Regions from separate parts of the Homo sapiens genome. Here region 2 is linked to region 1. The links are chromatin loops, found by intact Hi-C in ENCODE. Cell type or tissue: CD4-positive, alpha-beta T cell. All regions are shown on one strand. Each heading gives the region's core, and the rest is flanking DNA. Links, peaks and the distances in the headings are about the cores only. Region 1 has its middle 42 kb from the start of NEK3. Region 2 holds the start of TMEM272 (transmembrane protein 272).

Region 1 (2,917 bases), core at 235-2,734:
CCTACTCTGGAGGCTGAGGTGGGAGGATTGCTTAAGCCCAGGAGGCAGAGGCTGCAGTGCCACTGCACTTCAGCCTGGGTGACAGAGCAAGAGCCTGTCTCAAAAAAAAGAACGGCAGCAAAAGATGAACATAAGTGCATGTTTATATAATATATAGGTAGATGATATTAGTGTAACTGTATAACACTATGTGAAAAATGAAGCTTTAGTCCCCTTGGAATACACAGGTGAGTATGACTTGTTCCCTGCTTCAAGGGGCTGGTGATCTAGCAGAGATCACAGATGTGGAGCAGGTAAACTAACAAGATAGGCAATGCAACAGGTGCCAGGCCTGTGGAGGCCCAGAGAGGTTGCACCCAGATGGATGAGTTTCCTAGATTTCATTAGCTTCTTCACAAGCGCTTTAGTGCCCAAAGCCAAAGGACAAAGTAAGAGGGAGGGGCACGGAAAGCCCCTCAGCAGCAGGAGGACTTATGGGAGATGGGACGGAAGATGAAGTGGTTTCGTGCCCTTCAAATTAGATTGTCTAGGTACTTGTCTTTCCCCTCCACGTAAGACGACTCGTTCTTAGTATATTCATGTGTAAAACTGCCTTGGATTTTAGGTGCATGGAAGACCAGGATCATGTCACACTAGTGTGTATTGCACAGCATATGACATAGAACTATGTTGAAACAGTGCTTAGCACATGACTTTTGGAGACGATAGAGATATGACCAGGCAGAACTGTCCTCAGGTCAATTTCTAAAGTGCATGAGAGTACTCTGGTTCCCCCAGCCCATCCTCTTGCCTTCTTGTACTCATTCCCCCCGTCCCTTGGCCCCTCTCTATGTTGCCTTTTAGCTTCTCAGAGCCTCCTTGCTTTGGGTCTCACCCAGGCCTGACACCCTTGCCGAGACCTCTCTAAATTAGCCTTTCGTCCCCTCTCCTACCTGTCAAACTGCTCTCTCATCTATCCACCAAGGGGAGGGCTATGTTGTTAAACTAACACTAATGTATGAAAGACCACATTGCTAGCTTACACTTGTACTATCTCATAAAAGTTAATTTTTAAAAGAGGTGCTTTCAAATTTCAATAAGCAAAGGCTTCAGCTGAGATTATTTTCTTTTTGCTTTCCTGGCCTCTGAAGTTATGCTTTCAGGAAACTGCTTCTCTGTCTAAGTGTTAACCTAAGCTGGCCCTTAGATGCATTTGTTATGTTCAAGTGCCCTCTGGAGGCAAACATAGTCTCTTGTTAGATAAAAGACATGCCTGCCAACGACCCACAAATGATTGGCCCCCGTGCTGTGGGGTCCATTCATTCCCATCTTTGTGCATTCCCAGCACAGCCCTGCCTCAGGGCCTTCAGCTTAGGCATGGAAAATTCTTTGGCCTGGAATAGCTGTCCCAAAGATTGTCCCATGACTGATTCCTTCATACCATCCACTTCAGCTCAGCAGTGCTTTCTCAGCCGTGCACCGCATCTAGCCAAGTCGACCTTCCCACTCTGTCATGTCGCGCTGTTTCCTTGTCTTCCGGCACTCAGCACTATCTGAAATAATCTTCCGTTCACTCAACACGTTCATCAAGTGCCTGACCTAGGCCCTGTCTCATGCATTTGGGATAGATCAAGGTACAAATGCAACATGTTCCCTGCCCTGGCGGAATGTACAGGTCTTGGGAAACACGTGGTTTCCTTTCTCATCATCAGCCTCCCTGCTGGAATGTAAGCTCAGTGAGAGCAGGGACCCCTCATCAAGGGGCAGCCTCATTTACTACCTTATCCCAAGAGCCTAGAATTGTGCCTGGTACATCCTTCATGGTCAATCAATATTTGTGGAATGAATAAACAAATGTTTATATTAGCTAGACACAGTGGCTGAGGCGAGAGGTTAGCTTGAGGCCAGGAGTTCGAGACCAGCCTGAGCAACATAGTGAGACCTCTGTCTCACAAAGAAATCTTTTTAAGTTTATATTTTCTATCAGGATACACAACTAACATTTTAAACTTATTTTGCTGTGACAAAGTTCATTCATTCCATTATCACAAGTCTATAAAATGAGACAAACTGTATACCTCATTATTATTCAAATGATCCATAACAACAATAGTTAGCATTTATTGACCACTAAGTATTAGACACTATAATAGTGCTTTATATGTATTGTCTCATCTTCACAAACTTTCCTGAGGCAAGTAACACCATTTTTCACTTTTAAGATGAGAAATTTGAGGCTTACAGGAGCTTCTCACTATCACAAAATCATCAGGTGGGAGAGCCAGCTTTTGAGGACCGGACAGTCGACCCAGAGTCCATGCTGTCAGCCTCCTCCACACAGCTATGTTCACATCAGGAAGTCTGTATTACTCAGCGGCTCCCTCTACCATCCTCTAAAGAAACCCTGCACTCTCTTAGCAGGGCCTGTGAGACCCCTCAAGATCAGCCCTGCCTCCTTCGCTAGTCTCCTTCCCATTACCTCTCCTCCCACCCTGACGGGAGCCCCTGCAGCTCCCAGACGCGGCCATGCCTTCCCCCATCTCCTTGCCATCCAATGCTGTGTTCCCTTCCTCTTCCCTGCCTAACTCCTACTCCTACTTCAAGGCTCAGCTCTTGCCCCAAGCTCCAGAACATTTCCTGGTCCTCTGGGCTGGGTTCTGTGACCATGCTCTACTGCTCCCAGCCCCCTGTGCCTGGCTTTGTGATTCTCAGTGAACGAAATGAGGTGCGGCTTTTCATCTCCAAATTTCCGGTTCTTAATTGGAACAGAGAAATTGACTAAATACTTTGAATGATGAACATTTGGGAATTGGCCATGTTTTACAAATTTAGGCACAGTGAGGCAAACAATCCCATTGTAAATAAGAGGGTTAGTGCTGGGCACAGTGGCTCACACCTGTAATCCCAGCACTTTGGGAGGCTTAGATGGGAGGATTCT
Region 2 (2,917 bases), core at 92-2,591, 360 kb before region 1:
ATGTGGAGACATTTTTAATAGTCATGGCTGGAGCAGGGCTGTCGATAAAGAGACCAGAGATACTGAAAAACATCCTCCAAGGAGCAGGGCAGTCCCCAACAACACTTATCTGCTCCAAAATGTCAATAGGACTAGGTCTGAGAAACTTTCTATGTCTGTCTAACATTCCCAGTTTTAGAGTTCAAATTTGTAAAATTCTACTTTTGTTAACCTCTGAGTTGTGTCATGAATCAACAGTAAACATATATATATGTATATATATGTGTGTATGTGTAGACACACACACATATATATATATGATTGTGTTTTTACTGATTGGCTTGGTAAATTAAACTATTTATTCCTAAATCAGCTGTGAGGACCAACTCACTCTTGGTTTTGAATAACATTGAATATTAGACATTAACCATCCCCATACCTGTTCCTTCAAAGCAGATGTTAACTAGTATTGTTGAATATTTTCAACAAACATTTCGGGTGCTCAGGACACAGTCCTTTCTTATCTGTAGCTCTCTGTGTAACCTGTGCTGTTTTCTCTCCTAACCATGCCCGAATGCATGAATTCAGTGGAGGTTATCGCATACCTACTGTGTCTCAGAGTCATTCCACAACCTCCCTAGGATGCCTTCATTGTTTGGCTCCTAGGAAATGAAAAATGCACTTCCTTTGAGCTCTACCACCCCTTTAAAATGACCAAGTCAAAGCCACTTGCTCACAGCCCCAATAGGTAAGACATGGAGGTGATGCCTGTGGTCCCCACTCGCTGTCCTGCAGCCGGTAGGTTGTTTCTAAGAGTCCCACACAACTTGCCTTCGCCCTGCAGTTAATTATTCCTTTACGATTGTTCTCTTCTCCAGAAAACCCATCTCCCTTAGACTCAGTGAAGATTGTTTTCGTTCCCTCCACACAATTAAGAAAAGCACTTCCACAATGTAGTCATTTTCTTTCCAGGAAGCATAATCAGCACATTGGCATCTTCCTAAGAATGATTTCAAGAAACCCTCTGCTAGGACTGTCTCTCCAACTTCACAGGCTGCCCAGGGTTGCCGGACTCACCTGAGCTAAGCAGAGTGGGATCCAGAATCGGGCAGCACTCAGCACCTCTGTGGTCCCGAAGTCCAGGGCTGCCTCTGTGGGGCTCCTCTTGACTTGGGGCTCCCACTCCCTGTCGCACGCTTTCTTTCTCCCTTTCTCTCCTGCAGCACAACAGCAACTCGTGGCTTTTCCTCTAAGGGGCGGGTTCTCTCCATTTCCCACTCCCACGTGTGGGGAGAGCAGCCCCACCGCCGGCTCATACCCCTGCAGTGTTCCCCAGGCCCGCAGGGGGGCAGCAGAGCGACCCTGGGAGCTGTGGAAACATGGCCGACCCCTTGGAGTTAGGAATTCCCGCGGGAAACATTTCATTTCAGTCCCTTAGGCACTAAACCTAGGGACTTAGTTCTGGTGCGAGCCCCTTCTCACCCCTTGCCCTCCCTGCATGTTGGTGGCACACGAGAAAGGGTGGACCGAACAGCGGCTGCTTAGGAAAGAGTGTGAAGGTACTCAAAGTGGGCTGAGGTAATGAGAGGTGCCCTATGGACTTCAGGACTGCCACGTAGAAAAGGGATTAAATTGATTCCGAGTCATTGCAGACGGCCAGATCTGAGATAGAATGAAGTTACAAGAAGGCTGAATTGTGCCCCATGTCATAAACTTTGTAACAGTGGCCTTCTTAGACCTGAAGCAGGCTGCTTTGTGAGGCTGTTGTGTGTCTGTATTGTAAGCAAGCACCTAGCAGTAGAAGTTCTCAGCTGCTGATTTATAAGAAGTGCCAGAGATTCTTTATTGAAATGCAGATTCCTGTACCACCTCCCAAAGATTCTCAATCTGTAGGTCTGGGCCTGGGCCCAGGAATCTGCAGTTTAGACTCTGCTAAGTCTCCTGTAGGTGCTCCATGGACCACACTTAGAGAAACTGGCGTCACATGACTTAAAGGCATTCTCCAACCCTGACATTCCAGGTTTTTTGTTGTCATTTCGGTGGAAAAGGCCAGTCTACTGGGGAGGGACTGGGGGAGGGACTGGTGTGAGGCAAGAGAAGAGCCTATTATGTAAAATGCAAGGAGCTGCTCCCTCTGAAGCTACCCCTGCATTGCACACCCCTGGGAGGAGGGCACCTCTCCGGGCTCACTCTAGGGCTGGCCCTGCCACTCTCCCAGTCCTGAATCCAAGGTGACCACTTCACACCACAGGACAGGGTGAAGCAGAGGAGCAAGGGGAGGAGAGCCTGCTAGAGGAAAGGACATACAGTCACAGTCATGAGCCACATAACAATGTTTCAGTCAATGATGGACCACACAGATGGTGGTTCCTTAAGATTATAATGGAACTAAAAAATTCCTATCACCTAGTGATGTCATAGCAGTCATAATGTTGTAGTGCAACACATTACTGATGTGTTTGTGGTGATGTTGGTGTAAACAAACCTACTGCACTGCCAATCACATAAAAGTAAAGTACATACAATTATGTACAGCACATGATACTTTACAGTAATAAAAAACAACGAAGTCACTGCTTTATGTATTTATACTATACTTTTTATCATTATTTTAGAGTGTACTCCTTTACTTATATATATTAAAAAAAGGTTAACTGTAAAAATGCCTCAGGCAGGTCTTTCAGGAGGTATCCAGAAGAAGGCATTGTTATCATAGGAGATGACAGCTCCTGCCTGTTATTGCCCCTGAAGAACTTCCAGTGGGACAAGATGTGGAGATGGAAGATAGTGATATTGATGATCCTGACCCTGTGTAGGCCTAGGCTAATGTAATGTATGTATAATGTATGGGCTAATGTATGAGTCAAAATTAAAAAAAATTATAAAGTAAAAAAGTTACAGTAAGCTAAGGTTACTTTATTATTAAAGAAAAATATTT

What was found. Peaks named below come from ENCODE experiments on the same cell type or tissue, not always from the same donor. Only the 100,000 strongest peaks of a DNase experiment are listed, where the experiment ranks them.
Region 2: a loop joins it to region 1, with 16 times the contacts of the local background. A loop is called at or near these places in 5 of 110 quality-filtered maps.

What each region holds. Positions count from the first base shown.
Region 1 is chr13:52,200,333-52,203,249 of GRCh38, forward strand. No RefSeq gene overlaps it. Among named protein-coding and RNA genes, the nearest start is that of NEK3, 42 kb to the left of the region's middle. In CD4-positive, alpha-beta T cell, for the core only: CTCF peaks have their summits at 1,211 (motif pointing left) and 1,412; a DNase peak (open chromatin) is centred at 1,219.
Region 2 is chr13:51,843,960-51,846,876 of GRCh38, forward strand. TMEM272 (transmembrane protein 272) reads right to left here and starts at 1,218. Exons shown (of 5, transcript NM_001351003.2): 1 at 1,057-1,218. In CD4-positive, alpha-beta T cell, for the core only: CTCF peaks have their summits at 1,326 (motif pointing right) and 1,526; a DNase peak (open chromatin) is centred at 1,322.